Regions from separate parts of the Mus musculus genome. Here region 2 is linked to region 1. The links are chromatin loops, found by intact Hi-C in ENCODE. Cell type or tissue: heart. All regions are shown on one strand. Links, peaks and the distances in the headings refer to the core of each region. The heading gives the core; the rest is flanking DNA.

The links. Hi-C counts contacts between places; a loop is a spot of excess contacts. Peaks named below come from ENCODE experiments on the same cell type or tissue, not always from the same donor. Only the 100,000 strongest peaks of a DNase experiment are listed, where the experiment ranks them.
Region 2: a loop joins it to region 1, with 4 times the contacts of the local background. A loop is called at or near these places in 9 of 42 quality-filtered maps.

The regions. Positions count from the first base shown.
Region 1 is chr10:61,204,013-61,211,705 of GRCm38, reverse strand. Adamts14 (a disintegrin-like and metallopeptidase (reprolysin type) with thrombospondin type 1 motif, 14) reads left to right here. Exons shown (of 22, transcript NM_001081127.2): 15 at 38-118; 16 at 4,243-4,406; 17 at 6,174-6,342; 18 at 6,727-6,859. Among named protein-coding and RNA genes, the nearest start is that of Gm29861, 8.6 kb to the left of the region's middle. In heart, for the core only: no CTCF peak of the experiment used is centred there; no DNase peak of the experiment used is centred there; H3K27ac peaks cover 212 bases.
Region 2 is chr10:61,654,868-61,662,560 of GRCm38, reverse strand. It overlaps Ppa1 (pyrophosphatase (inorganic) 1), which reads right to left. Exons shown (of 11, transcript NM_026438.4): 3 at 3,059-3,112; 4 at 1,530-1,649. Among named protein-coding and RNA genes, the nearest start is that of Ppa1, 10 kb to the right of the region's middle. In heart, for the core only: CTCF peaks have their summits at 4,321 (motif pointing right) and 5,197 (motif pointing left); no DNase peak of the experiment used is centred there.

The sequences.
Region 1 (7,693 bases), core at 1,534-6,533:
AGGACTCTTTGCTTTTCTGGATGCCCCTGGGTGGCAGCGGCTCTCAAACAGGTGCAGATCCCGGCGGGTGCCAGGCACATTCAGATTGAATTGCTGGAGAAGGCTCCCCACCGAATCGGTGAGTGCTGTGTGGGGCGGGGAGGACAAGGAAGATAGGGATCCCAGACTTAGATAAAGACAGACAATCCCTTTTTTAGTTGTTTTATGCAGAATAGCTGAACCATCACATAGTTCAGGCTTGTTTCTTCCCACCAGGATCAACCGCTGTTCAAATTTCTTATGGAAGCAGGTGGCTTCTTCTAAAAGAGTCATTTCGCAGAAGGGCTCAGGCCGCTCTGGCTGCATGGCACACCACCCCAAGAACATAAGGGTTAGGAGTAACAGTTGTCACAGGATCTCAGTTCTGTGGCCATAGTCATGACAGGCCCAGCCAGTGGTTCTTCTATTGGTTGCCTAAACCCAAACAGCCAAACACTGTCAGCTGATGGGTCTGTCGGGAGTTCACTGGTCTAGGAGGTGTGGATGGTGTTGGCAATTGGCTGAGGCTGAGGCTGACAGAGCTATGACTGACCCCAACAAGCAAATCTGGGAATATCCAAATCTGGATGTCTGTCCCTTGGGCATCTGCAGCTAGAGAGGGCAGGGCCCCAGGGTGCAAGCACTCTGCCAGCCCCTAACATTGCATTGACCCAAGTCACATGACCCAAGCACCAGTCAATGGTTAAAAACACAGACTCGGGGCTGGCGAGATGGCTCAGTGGGTAAGAGCACTCGACTGCTCTTCCGAAGGTCCAGAGTTCAAATCCCAGCAACCACATGGTGGCTCACAACCATCCGTAACAAGATCTGACTCCCTCTTCTGGTGTGTCTGAAGACAGCTACAGTGTACTTACATATAATAATAAATAAATAAATCTTTAAAAAAAAAAAAAAAAACACACAGACTCTGTCTTAGAGGAACAGGGCTATGTGGACAGCCATTTCTACAGTCCACCAGGCAGGTCCTAGCTCTCCATTATAATGATACTTAAACAGAGTTACTAAAGAAGGTGTCATGGTTGTTGCACAAACATGAAGCAAAGACAGTTTGAAAGTTAGATTCCCCAGAGGATGGGGAACAGCCCAGTGGGCAGAGTGTTTTCCATGTGAGCATGAGGATCTGGTCTTGGTCCCCCAGAACCCCCACAGAAGCCAGCAATGCAGTGTTGCCTACAATCTCAGCACTAGGGCAGTGCTTGCAAAAGATCCTTAGAGCTGGACCCAGCTGACTTTCTGAGCCTTGTGTTCATCTAGAGGCCCTGTCTCAAAAATAGATAGATGGATGGATGGATGGATGGATGGATGGATGAGATAGATAGATAGATGGATGGGTGAGATAGATAGATAGATAGATAGATAATGGATGAATGGATGATAGAGATAGATGAACAGACAGATGGATGGATGGATAGATAGAAAGATGATGGATGGATGGGTGATAGAGATAGATAGATAGATAGATAGATAGATAGATAGATAGATAGATAGATAGTAAATAGTAGATAGATGGATGGAGAGAGAGAGACAGAAGGATGGGTGGGTGGGTGGGTAGACAGACAGACAGATAGATGATGGATGGATGGGTAGGTAGATAGATAGGTAGGTAGGTAGATAGATAGAGATAGAGAGAGATGGAAGGATGGGTGGGTAGACAGACAGACAGACAGACAGATGATGGATGGATAGGTAGGTAGATAGATAGACAGACAGATAGAGATTTATAAGGTAAAGTGACTGAGGAAGTCTGTGACAAAGATCCCTGGCCTCCACATACAGCACACACGTATACACACATACACAAACATGTACATATATAAAACATGTGCATGCAATACACACACACACAAACATCAGAACCCCAAACAGATTAAACTTAGAAAGTCAAGTCCAGGCTTAGTGGTGCACGTCTTTTATCCCAACACCCAGAAAACAGAAGCAGAGGATCTCTGGGAGTTCAAGGTCAACCTGACCTACATAGCAAATTCCAGACTAGCCAGAGGTACATGGCTAGTGAGGCTCTATCTCAAACTAATATAAAATAAATATGCAAGTTAAGAGCCAGAAAGATGGCTCCATAGGAAAGGAAGGACTCTTTCCACACAAGCCGAATAACCACAGTTTGATCCCACAAAAAGGTATAAGGTTGTCTTAGTCAGGGTTTCTATTCCTGCACAAACATCAGGACCAAGAAGCAAGTTGGGAGGAAAGGATTTATTCGGCTTACACTTCCATACTTCTGTTCATCACCAAGGAAGTCAGGACTGGAACTCAAGCAGGTCAGGAAGCAGGAGCTGATGCAGAGGCCATGGTGGGATGTTCTTTACTGGCTTGCTTCCCCTGGCTTGCTCAGCCTGCTCTCTTGGATTCTAATCCAAGACTACCAGCCCAGAGATGGCACCACCCACAAGGGGCCTCTCCCCCTTGATCACCAATTGAGAAAATGCCCCACAGCTGGATCTCGTAGAGGCATTTCCCCAACTGAAGCTCCTTTCTCTGTGATAACTCCAACCTGTGTCAAGTTGACACAAAACTAGCCAGTACAAAGGTGAAAGCTGACTTTACAAGGTTGACTTTTGACCAACCCCCCCCCCACACACACACATAGGACATGGTGTATACCCCCCCCACACACACATACACTAGTAAATAAACTTTTTTCAATTTTAAAAATTCATGTGAAGACATTAATGCAGTAGAAAAGATGTTCTTATCATTTGGTCTAGTCTTGCTTTTATTGAAACCAAATCAGCAGTCTAAAAATAGGCACGTCCAAATGAGATTCCTCAGACATTGTTACAGATTCCTGTGGTGGTGGAAGGACCTGTAGCAGGGATGTGGGGTGCATGAATGCTGGTGTGTGATGGGGTTCTTTTAGGGTGGTGAAAGCATTCTAAGGTTACACATGGTGATGATTGAAGGTGCTAAGCCATCACCGGGCTGCGTGCTTTCATAGGGTGAATTACCCAGTATGGATTGAGTCTCAACTGCAAACTAAAGAGCGCAGCTTGGAACCCCTCCTGGCAGCTGTGGGCAGCGGCTGCTTCTGCTTTGGGCAGCGGCTGTGTTTTCCCATGTCAGTCTGCGCTCAGACAGACCCCCCTCATAGAGAGAATGCAGGCTTCCATATTACTGTGGCAAGTCACAGAGGCCTCTCCAGCCTGATAGCCTACCAAGTCTTGTCAGCTTCCATTTACACATAACAGACACTCACATAAAGTGCAGTGTCTCTTGGCAAGCTCAGCTGTTGCAAAAAATGTTCACGGTCACCATTTTAGATCATTATCAGTAAGATGAGACGCTTCGAGCTTCCTGGGGCTGCATCTCTTCCTGGTACAGCTGTGGTGTTCCCTTCTAATAGTGCCACTCCCTGGGGCAAGCATATCCAAACCATGACACAGTGGGAATACTCTGCACCAGCTGATAGCTGTCTACTGGGGTGGGCAGGGCAGGTGACATATATCACACATGGGGATCCTGGCATGGGGGCAAGAGGAGCCATGGAACGGAAGCCTGTGTTGTCTGTAGGTACATGGTAGGTCATCCGTGCAAATGTGGAAAATGTGCTGTCTTAGTTGGGGTTTCCATTGCCATGAAGAGTCATCATGGCCAAGGCAACTCTTAAAAGGACAGTATTAAATTGGGGCTGGCTTACAGTTTCAGAGATTCAGTCCATTATCATCATGGTGAGAAGTATGGCTGCATGCAGGCAGACATGGTGCTGGAGGAGCTGAGAGTTCTCCATCTTGATCCAAAGGCAGCCAGGTGGAGGCTCTGAAGGCAGCCAGGAGGAGACTCTCTTCTGCACTGGATGGAGCCTGAGCAAACAGGCTACACAGGGACTAAGTGACTTCCCTGTGAGGCTTGTTCTCCTGTGCTCTGCTATCGATCCTACAGGGGCAGCAGCATCTCTGAGGGTTGGGCAATTAAAGGAGTTTTTCTGAAAGAGGTCAAATCGAGCCACAACTATGGGTGGCCATTAGTCAGTGTGGAAAAAGAGAGGGGCTCGTACAGGATCAGGGGTGTACATCTGGGCCCAGAGGCAGGACTGGTTTGCAGAGAGCTCCTGGGTGGTCCTGATGGGAGAGGTCAAGGGGATAAAGAGACAGGGAACATGAGGAGGTGCCTCCTGGAAAGGCCTTAGAGGTCAGAATCATGGGCCCCTCTAGAGAGAAATAGAAATCTCTGTCCCTCTCCCCTGGCCAGCGGTGAAGAACCAGGTGACCGGAAGCTTCATCTTCAACCCCAAGGGCAAGGAGGCCTCTAGCAGGACCTTCACTGCGCTGGGCCTAGAGTGGGAGCACGAAGCGGAGGACACCAAGGACAGCCTCAGGACCAATGGACCCCTGCCTGAAGCCATCGCCATCCTGGTGAGCCTCCTTGCCTGATGTGGCTTTGCCCGTCCCTTGTGCCTGCTATTTGGTTGGTATACTTTGAAATGGTCTCTCCCAGGTGTGTTGAGGGCAGCTGCGACAGCTTTTTGCTCCTTCACTTGGGGTGGGAAATGGGGTTGAGGGGAACCCCTGTGAAGCTAGGATTGGCTCCCCCAACTTCATAGCAATCCCCAGCATCCACATACATTGCGACATGGTCATATGTGTGAGGCCTTAAGGTGGTTTGGGGCCTTGAAGGCAGCTGACATTAAGAGATCGTGGCAGCACCAGCTTCTGAGAAGGGGGCAGGGCCATTACCCTCACTGGGGTCCATTGCTGCCCTTTGTTGTGCCTGGGCTCATGGAGCAGGGATTGGTAATTCAGCAGATTGGCCTATAAAAAGCTCTGCCAGCACGTCCTCAGCCTGAGCTGACAGACAGCTCTGCGCCCGGTGGTCAGCGGTGTTCCAGAGGGTAAATTCTGAGGCTGCTGGTGTCTTCGTAGAACTTGTATCTGGCACGGACTTTCCATTCACCTTGTATTTGCAATCGCCCATGTCTGGGGCCAGCTGATGTTTGCTCAGGGTACCAAGGCTATTTAAGGGAGAACAAGCAGTCTCAACAAAGGATTTTGAGACAGTCTCCACAAAGGATGGTGAGGCAACTGGATACCTACCAAGACCTAAATGTAATCGTGGTGGTCTGTCACTGTTAGAAGGAAATGGGTGACCTTCCATTCTTCGGTAACAAGATAAGTAGCAAAAGAAATGAGACATCATCAGTACTGGAACCATTGTTTGCTCCTTAAAGGACACGTGCAGAAGTAGGAGAGGCCATCAATGTGGCTTCTGATGCAGGGCCCTTGGTCCAACACCAAGCTTGATGACCTGAATTCAATGCTCAGAGTTCACATGGTGGAGGGAGAGAATCCACTCCTTCAGCTTGCCCCTGACTTCCACACTCACACTGGGGCATGTGTCCCTTCCCCAGTCCTGCCCCAAGTAATAAGTGCAATTAAAAAAAATTAAAAGAGTAAAAATAACCAGGCACAGGGGTACACACCACTTGGGAAGTGGGCTACATGAGTCTTTGTCTTTAAAAGAAGAAGAGGAGGAGAGAGAGGAAGAAGAGGAGGGAGAGGAAGAAGAGAATGAGAAGAAAAGAGAGAGAGGAGGTTGGGGATGTAGCTCATTTGGTAGAATGGTTACCAAGTGTTCGTGAAGCCCCTGGCTCTGCCCTCAGTACCACATACCAAGCATGGAAGTTCAAACCTGTGATCAGAAGTTCAAAGTCACCCTGGTCTACATAGTAAATTCAAAACCAACGTGGGCAATATGTGACCCAAGAAGTGGGGAGGGGTGGAGAAGAGGAGGGGGGAGAGGAAAGATGAAAGAGGTTGCTCACTGGCAGCCGGGTTGAAGCCAGACAGTTTGGATACCGAAAGACTCGGGCCATTGAGTGTCACCATTGGGTGTCTGTGAGAGAGAGAATGGCTCATGGGCCTGGCATTGGCTGCTGTAGGGCTTGGTACATACATAGCAGGCTTGGGAGTGAGAGTCTCTGACTGTCCTGCCTGCCTCAGCTAGGTACTGGGTTACACATTTTAACAGGGTGAATTACACAGTGTGGATCGTGTCTAGTTTAACTGCAAATCTCCAAAGCACAATTAGGAACCCCATCTGGCAGCTGTGGGCAGCAGCTGCTTTCCTTGGACCCTCTGTTCTATCTCTGGCCTTATGCTGCACCATTTGTGTCTCCCTTCCAGGTTCTTCCCCCGGCTGAGGGTAAACCCCGAGGTAGCCTGGCCTACAAGTACGTCATCCATGAGGACCTGCTGCCCCTCATCGGGAGTAATAATGTGCTCCTGGAAGAGACAGACACCTACGAATGGGCTCTCAAGAGCTGGTCTCCCTGCAGCAAGGCCTGTGGAGGAGGTATCAGCTATTGTGGTCCTATGGTTCTTTGTGGGGAATGACCGTGGGTCGGGGAGAATGGACCAGAGACTGGTAGGAGTCTGGAAGAAGTGTCTCAGTTTGTTCTTGAAGATCTCCCATGCCTACAAGCAATTCCGAGCAAGGCGTTGGGCGAAGCTAGGGCTTGCTTTCAGGAGCAGGCTGCAGGGCAGGTTGTCTGTTCAGCTGCTGTCCAAAGTCACTTCTCCACTGGTGACAGAGGGAGGAGTCCTGTAGAAAGTTACTTGCCCAGGACAGAGGGCTGGGGCATGAAGGGAAAGAAGGGAAAGTGCCTTCTAGAAAGCAGGCTCTCTAAAAAGTCACCCCGAGGGCACGAGGCCTGGAGCTGTCCCACAACCTTCGCAGGAATCCAGTTCACTAAATATGGCTGCCGGCGCCGCAGGGACCACCACATGGTGCACCGGCACCTGTGTGACCATAAAAAGAGGCCCAAGCCTATCCGACGGCGTTGCAACCAGCACTCGTGTCCCCAGCCCACGTGAGTGTTTCGGGGGAGCAAAGTCTGACCCCTGCCTCTCTCTACCCTGGCCCCAAAGGAAAAGTAGCTCAAGTTGCTACTGTAGCACTTCCTTACGCCAAAGCCTGCAGCCCCGGGTCTTTCAGGGATAGGGATAGACCACAGCCCACAAGAGGCACTGTGGTTACCCTTCATGGCCAGCCATGTTGGGATTCTGCACTTGCCAACCCACACAGCCAGAAAGAGGATGGTACCAGCAGGATTGCCCCCAGCTAACAGTCTTTCACAGATAGGGCCTGGGCTTTCTGCTGGTGAGGCAGGGGGCTCATGTCTCTGGGCAAAAATAGGATCTACTGCCTTCTCTCTCTCTCCTTAGTCCCTGGGAGTCCAGCCTTCAGCATGGTCTAATCCCTGGTTAAGATTTCCTAGTCTGTGGGCCACGCTGTTCAGGGACCAAGGTCCTGTTCTCAGGATTATTCAAAAGAGTCTGAAGGGAGAGGGTTGAGCTGAGCTTGAGAACTCAATATGGATCCCCCTCAGCTTGGGGCAGTGCTCCCAGGGACTCCCAGAAAGGTGGGGGATAGCTGCTTGGTAGCAAACTGCAAAGGGTCATTGCCACATTCTTGCTTCCCTGGGATTCCCCCACCCCAACCCCACCCCCGCATGGCTGGGGATCTCCAGGACTGGTCATGTGATCTGGGGCTGGGGTGGGAATTGACAGCTAGCAGTGGTTTCCTGTGATCTTCTGGGACTTGACCAGGCAAGAACATTGTCATCCCCTGTGTCTGTGCGTCGTCAGACTCCATTTTTATGTTCCACTGTCACTCATAGGACTGCCTGCAACTATGATCATGA
Region 2 (7,693 bases), core at 1,666-6,665, 450 kb before region 1:
AACGGGATAAAGCAAGACTGCTTCCAATACCAGGAAGGCAGGAGTCCGCCCCGAGAAGAAGAGCTCAGCACTGTGTCCCCACAGGGACCACACATCAAAGCCAAATACCAAATCAACTCAAGTGCGGTAATTGGGACAGACAAATGACTCTGTGATTACCCAACAAACTAGATGAGTCTGACCTATATGCTAGTAACTTATGATTCACAATGATGCCACTTAATATCACCTAATGATGAATAGGGAACAAACCATTACCCACAGGAAAAACTAAATTGGATATGTGTTAAGTGTCGCATGATCAAATGTATGTCCTTTACTAATAACAGTTACAAGTCTCTTTTGTTCCTGATTTTTTAAGATAGGGTTTTTCTGTGCAGCCAGCCCCAGGCAATCTTTGAACTCAGACATCTGCTGTCCTCCGCCTCTGAGTGCTAGGGTTAACCCCGGCACCCCCACCAAAGCCTGATGACTCACCATCCAAAAACTAAGCAACGCCTTACTATGTGCTTGCGATAGACAGGAAAACAAGGTTCCAGCTGTGTAAGAAGAAAGCTCGCCGTGATCCTGACCCAAAGCTTCTGACCTCAGGAGAACCAAGCCTCCATGTACAAGGCAGTAAGAATGCACACGGGCAGAAAGACAGTAAGGGCTCTTTTCTTCCAAACAACTGTCCAGGTTGAGTGTGATTTGTGTCTCCGAGGAACAGAGGGAGACCACTGTGTCTGCACCACCATTTGGTGTGAGAGTCTTTGGTGACAAGAGTCTTGCTAAAGGTAAACTTTCGGCTCTCAGTATTGCTCCAGCCTCTGGAATGCTGAGTTCGGAGGTGTATGTGATATCTGGGTAGAAATCAAGCCTTTTGGTGTTAACTTCCATTTTAAAATTGTCTTTTTTTTTGCATGTGTTAGTGTGTGTGGGCATATGTCCCATTAAGGTCAGAGGACAACCTGTAGGTGTGAGCTCTCACCTTCTGCCATGGGACTTTAGGACTCAGGTCACCAAGTGTCTGGCAGGCACCTTTAATTCTGGCTGTGTTTTTCAGAGACAAGCTCTCACTATGTAGCTGTGGCTGTCCTACAACTGGCCATGTAGACCAGGGTTTCCTCCAATTTATGTCAGTCCTCCTGCAGGCTGGGCTAACAGGAGAGTGCCCTGCAGGCTGGGCTAACAGGAGTGTGCCCCTAAGCTTGGCTAAGAACCAAGGCTTTAAGTACCAAGGCTCCCTCTTCTCACTACACAATACTAAGTCTGTGAAGAATGTACAGTCGGGAGTCTAAAATGAGTCCATAGAAAACGGAACATTTTAGAAAATCTGAGCTTAAACATAGACATATTCCTTCTAGTTAACCTTGGAAATAAGTCATTAAAATGTTTAAAATAAAATTATCCCATCCAGTGCTTTTCTGCTCTGTGATAGCCAGTATTTTCTGCATTTAAACGTTTGATCAAAAGTGAGTTAATTTTTACTAAGCTAAAAGAAAAAAAAAGTACATTTTTAGCGAGTAAGGAGGCTCTTGGACACGTACCTGAGGGATGGCGCCGTAGTTCCAAATATACCCTTTATAAGGGAACAGATTCGCCACATAGCGGAGCTTCCCCTTTTTCACATCTTGCTTGATTGGGTTTAAAGGGTCCTTTGTAGCAATCTGAAATGAAATGCCAGATGGGTGTGCAACACTGCTGGAGTCAGGATCCAAGAAAACAAATTATGTAGGCATGATCCCCCCTCCGTTATTCCAACTTCAGGATTTGTTTCATCCCTGACATGGTGAAAACTGAACTAAAAGCTCCTCCGACAGCTGTTATGCACAACAACATAGAGAAGAGAAAAAGAACATTCACTAATTCCAGGAACCAAGAAGTAAGACGAGCTGGACCAAACACCAGCATCCCCGAGGAAGGGCACTGTGCTGGCAAGATGGCCACAGAGCAGCACTGCTGGGCTTCATCCCCAGATGGCCTGCAAGCTGACCTCTGCCCGCCACCAACAGCCACACGCATATAAATTATTAAACAAATAACTGCAATTAAAAACAACAATAAGAGCCTTAGGAAACGTACAAAATAATTATTATCCAACGTCAGTTTTCCTTTCTAGTTAAAGTTATTCAAACATCTGAGAGTGTAGCAAATGCAAGTGTGGTCACTGTTAAAACAAACAAACAAACAAACAAACAAACAAACAAAACACCTAAGGAAGCTAGGCATGGTGGTGAACGACCATAATTAATCCCAGCCATCCATCAGGAGGCAGAGGCAGGCAGATGCTGTAAGGTAGAGGCCAGTCTGGTCTATATAGGGAATTCTAAGACATCTAGGACTACATAGGGAGACCCAGTCTCAAAAAACAAAAACAAAAATCCAAGTGATATAAAGTGAGGATCGATAAGGAAAGGCAGCCACGTCACTGTCTGCCATCGGAAAGAAAAGAAACTCAGCCAAGGCCACCGAGCTCTTCCTGCTGAGATGTTCTGGATGTGGCCCCAGCATTTGGGAGGCTAAGACAAGAGGAGGGGAAGGAGCTGAAGGGCAGCCTGGGCTGTACAGCCACACCTTACCTCAATAAGACAAAAAGAGAAAAGAAAGCAGAAGCAAACATTGACAAGCCACTTTGGGGCCATCAGAGGCAGTGGGTGGGACAAGCAGAGGCCTGGGAGAACATCCTGGGACAGGTATGCTGCCAACACAGGAGTAAGGGTACCTGGAGCTGAGGAGGCAGAGACGGGGAACAGTGAGACCAGACACAGGAGACCAGACGCCTGGATACTTCTCATCTTTAAACAAATCAGTTTGGCTGGATAAAAAACTAATGAACACACATGGGGCTGGGTAGTAGAGGGCTCAGCAGGAAGAAAGCCTGCTGCTCATGGAGAGGAAGCCAGTTCAGTGCCACACTGGGCAGTTCACAACTATTTGTAACTTGGGTTGCAGCCGCTCCTACACACTGCAGGGCTCCGCAGGTACCTCAATATAAGTGGCACACTCAGACCCATACATTAACTAAAAAGAATCTGATAAAGATAACTGACATGCCAAGTCTGACGAGCTCTCTTACCTCCATTTTGGCGTTGGACCAGCGTGGAACCTCAACCACCATGTGGAACACATCCTGGAACAAGAGAGACAGTGAGACAAGCACAAGTCACCCGGCCTTATTGCGGCATGGCTCACCTCTCTTCCTCTGAAGCTAAACTACCAACTCTACCAGACAACCGAAGTTAAGGAAATTTCATCGAAGTGGGTGGGGTGAGCAGACAGAATATGGAAGACTCAAGGCCATGGATGCATGGTTACTCACAGCGTGTAATACTCTAAACTTTCCTGTTTTAAATTTTTCTTGTTTTAAATACTCCAGTATTTGGGAGTTTCTCATAAAAAGGAGGATAGGTTTTCAACAAACACAAGACATCTTCTCTCTGGAAATGGCTGTCTTCAGAAAAGCCACCTCCAAAGGCTGCTGCCATTCCTTGCAGTGTCCTGTAAATTACTCAGAGGAGGTTTCCGGTGCACCGTGGGACACACCTGAGCTAGACGAGCCCCTGCTTCAACCCCAATATTAATCAGCCAGATTACCCACAGGATTCTCCAAATTTGGCTGTTTCTCGAAGTCCTTCCGAAGAGAACTAGGGGTTGACACTAATGGTAGGCCTGCCCTCTGATATTTTTTTTAAAGATTTATTTATTTATTTATTTATTACATGTATATATGTGAGTACACTGTGTCTGTCTTCAGACACACCAGATGAGGGCATCATATATCATTACAGATAGTTGTGAGCCACCATGTGGTTGCTGGGAATTGAACTCAGGACCTCTAGAAGAGCAGTTGGTGCTCTTAACCACAGAGCCATCTCTCCAGCCCCCCTGCTCTCTGATATTCTAACTGATGGGATTCTAGTGTAAGCACATCTTAAACATAGACTCCTGCATTCACAGGCAAAAGTCCCCAGAAGCCAGCAGTTTTAAAATGCACACGTCAAGTCAAAGATAGATTTAACAAAGACTCCTGGGTGGAAACGGAACATCATTTTGTCCAAACTGTAATTTTTACCAAGAAACAAGCCTTTACACGAAGGGTTTCAGTTCACAGCCTTTACAAGGACACAAATCAATCTGCAATTGCTCTTTAATAAAATCCTTATCTTTCAGTCAGGTATGGTACCCATCTAGAACCTCAGCATAGGAGGCAGGAACAAGAGAATCATGAGTTTGAAGCCTTCTTGAAGCACACACACACAAAAAGTTTCAAAAAAGAAAGAAAAGAAGCAAATAAAAATAAAATCAGGGGTTTTAATTTCCAGCAGCAATATTCCAAAGATCCACAAGGTGGTGCTGTTGCAACATAAACGATCGGAGGGGGAGGAAATAAGGAACTCGGTTGGTAATTTTTCTTTTCTTTTTCCTCACTCTGCCCCCTGCCCAAGAAATGACATCTAATGCCCAGACATTACAAATACCTGTGATCTCAGCACTCAAAAGGTGAAAGTAGAAGGCTCAGAAGACCAGCCTCTTAAGCTTGAGGTTAGTCTAGGCTACTTGAGACCATATCTCAAAACATAAAAAGCGAGGAGGGGAGGGGGCGCCGCGGCCTGGAGAGATGGCTCAGTGGTTAAGTGCACTCACTGACTGCTCTTCCAAAGGTCCTGAGTTCAAATCCCGGCAACCACATGGTGGCTCACAACCATCTGTAATGAGATCTGATGCCCTCTTCTAGGGTGTCTGACAGCTACAGTGTACTTACATATAATAAAAAAAAAAAAAAAAAAAAAAAAATCTTAAAAAAAAAAAAACATAAAAAGTGAAGCCACAGGATGACAGCAGGTAGAATGGTGTGAGTGTGGGACAGGCCATGGGGGCTCACGAGCCACAGAGTGAGGCAAGAAGGATCACCTAGAGCCGAATCACTAACCAGAGGCTGGGAACAACACTGAACACTTTAGAAATTAACCAACAAAGACACCCGGACTCTAAAACTGCTTACTAATGCAAACGTGTAAACACAGAAAAGTGAAAAATCAGAAGGAAGTAAAAATCCTCAGAAAAATAGTAAGAAAAGAATTCTATAGAGCTGGAGAGATGGCTCAGTGGTTAAGAGCACCGACTGTTCTTCCAGAGGTCCTGAGTTCAAATCCCAGCATCCACATGGTGGCTCACAACCATCTGTACTGGGATCCGACGCCCTCTTCTGGTGAGTCTGGAGACGGCGACAGCGTACTCATACATAAAATAAATTTTTTTTAAAAATCTGCAAATACTCAAAAGCGAAATGAGTTTTAAAAGCTGGGCTGCAGCTCGGCTGCTGGAAGGGTTAACGTGCATAAAATCCATTCCCAGCCCTGGACAAATTCCATGACACACAGGCCTATAAACCTTGAACTTTGGATGTAGAGGCAGGAGGATCAGGAATTTACAGTCATCCACTCGGTAGCCAGCAAGGAAAATAAAGATAACTGAGGTGTGGAAGTTAGTAGTGTGTTAGTCCAGCATGCGTGAAGGCCTGGGTTGAACTCTTGGTGGTTCATGGACCGGGTGTGGCAGCAGCACCTCAACTCCAGCACTCGGGAAGCAGAAGCAACTGAGGGCAGCCTCAGCTACATAGCAATCAGGGCGGCATGGTCTGCATGAGACCCTGCCTCAAAAGTCAACGCCGCCCCACCTAACTTCAGAGTGAGAAAGCTCTATCAGAAGAGCTCGAGGTGTATCTATTTATGAGGACATGCTCCTGCCCGATATCGGTCTTGTCTTGTTTTGAGACCTCTGTAGTCCCAGCTATAAACTCAATCTCAGCCTCCCAAGTGCTGGGACTAGGGAAGGCGCCACCCCCACTCAGCCTGCTAATGGTGCTCTCAAAAAGAGTACCGGGCTTCAACACTGCTCCCCAAGTGACCAGGGGCTTTAAGCTTCCTCTTCAGCCTCTGAGGCTGTTCTAGAACGAGATGCGCTAAGACGTCGCAAGTACACAGAAGACTGGATAGACTGCTCTTCCAAAGGTCCTGAATTCAAATCCCAGCAACCACATGGTGGCTCACAACCATCTGTTATAAGATCTGATGCCCTCTTCTGGTGTGTCTGAAGACAGCTACAGTGTACTTAGATATAATAATAAATCTTCAGGCCAGAGCGAGCAGGGTTGACCAGAGCAAGGAGAAGTCCTGAATTCAAATTCCCAGCAACCACATGATAGCTCACAAGCATCAGTACAGCTATAGTGCTATACATCAAACAAACAAACAAACAAACAAACAAACAAACAAACGCACCATAGTGTGGACAGTCACAAAACTGGCCAGAGCCGTAAAGGCTTGAGATTTCAGAGATCCTCAGGCTGATGTAATCCCATAGGTTTCACTGGGTGAGCACATTTACCCAGTAATCCAAAATGCTCTGAAATCTGAGACTCTGAGTGTTCGGTTTCAGGGTGCTGGGAATGGAGAGCCTTTGTCCTACGATTAAAGCTTTCACTTAGGCCAGTCAAACTCATTCCTGTAGTCGGACACAGGCATGGACACGCAGGAAAAGAATCGACTTAATGTGCCACGTCACCTGAGAACAAGCTCCTGTTTCCTCCTCAGAAATGCTACAGAATGACGGAGATCTGGTGAGATACTCTAGCCATACCTTTTACTGTCTCTGCTCTACCAACCTAGCACGATTTTGGGTTTTCAGTTGTCAAACTTGCCTATGATCTGTAATGCCTAAGCATTTATGCGTTAGTCCATCTGATTAAAAGCTTGACTTTTTTATTTTATTTTATTTTATTTTATTTTATTTTATTTTATTTTATTTATTTATTTATTTTGGCTTTCGAGACAGGGTTTCTCTGTGTAGCCCTGGCTGTCCTGGAACTCACTTTGTAGACCAGGCTGGCCTCGAACTCAGAAATCTGCCTGCCTCTGCCTCCCAAGTGCTGGGATTAAAGATGTGTGCCACCACGCCAGGCTGACTTTTTTATTTTCAACAGAAGAAAAGATACAGCTTTGGGTTAATGTGTCCTACCAGGAGCCTGGGAAAGTCAGTACTAGGATTTCACATAAGCACTGAAGACATGGCCCAGAGAACTGCCAAGCTTGTAAATTACAGTGCTGAGTTATGAGAGGTGAGCATTTTAAGATCTGGGTGTGGTGTATGCCTATACTCCAGGTGGGAGTAAGTTGAAACCCAAGGATCTGAGCGGGTGTATCAGCAGTTTGAGGTCAACTTTCACTATGTAGAATGGGCCCCTCAAATTGCCTCTAATCCTCGCAACTCAGGAGGCTGCAGCAGAAAGATGGTGAGGTCAAAGCCTGCCTGGTTACATGTGCAGAAAGAGTCTATGCTATTCAGTAAGACCCTGTCTCAAAACACAGAGAGGGCTGGGGGTTGCGCCCATCACCCCAGGTTCAGTTCTCAGTAACAATAGGAAATAAAACTCAAAACCAAAACCAGAACCAGAGCCAAGCTGATCACTATCTACCCGTGTCGCTGTTGCTTATGCTAGGCTGTCTGACACCGTTCGAAGTTTGTGTTCTGTTATCTCCGTGTATTGACTTGGAAGACATTCTCACGGACAACTGTTTTCATATTCAAGCCTGAATGAAGTAGAGTCGACCCAAAACACATTTCTGCAAGTAACAAGAGTAAGCCCCTGCTTTGCCCTTTACTACCCAATATACTTGGACAGCATCCGAGCAGGATACCTGACTCACAAGAA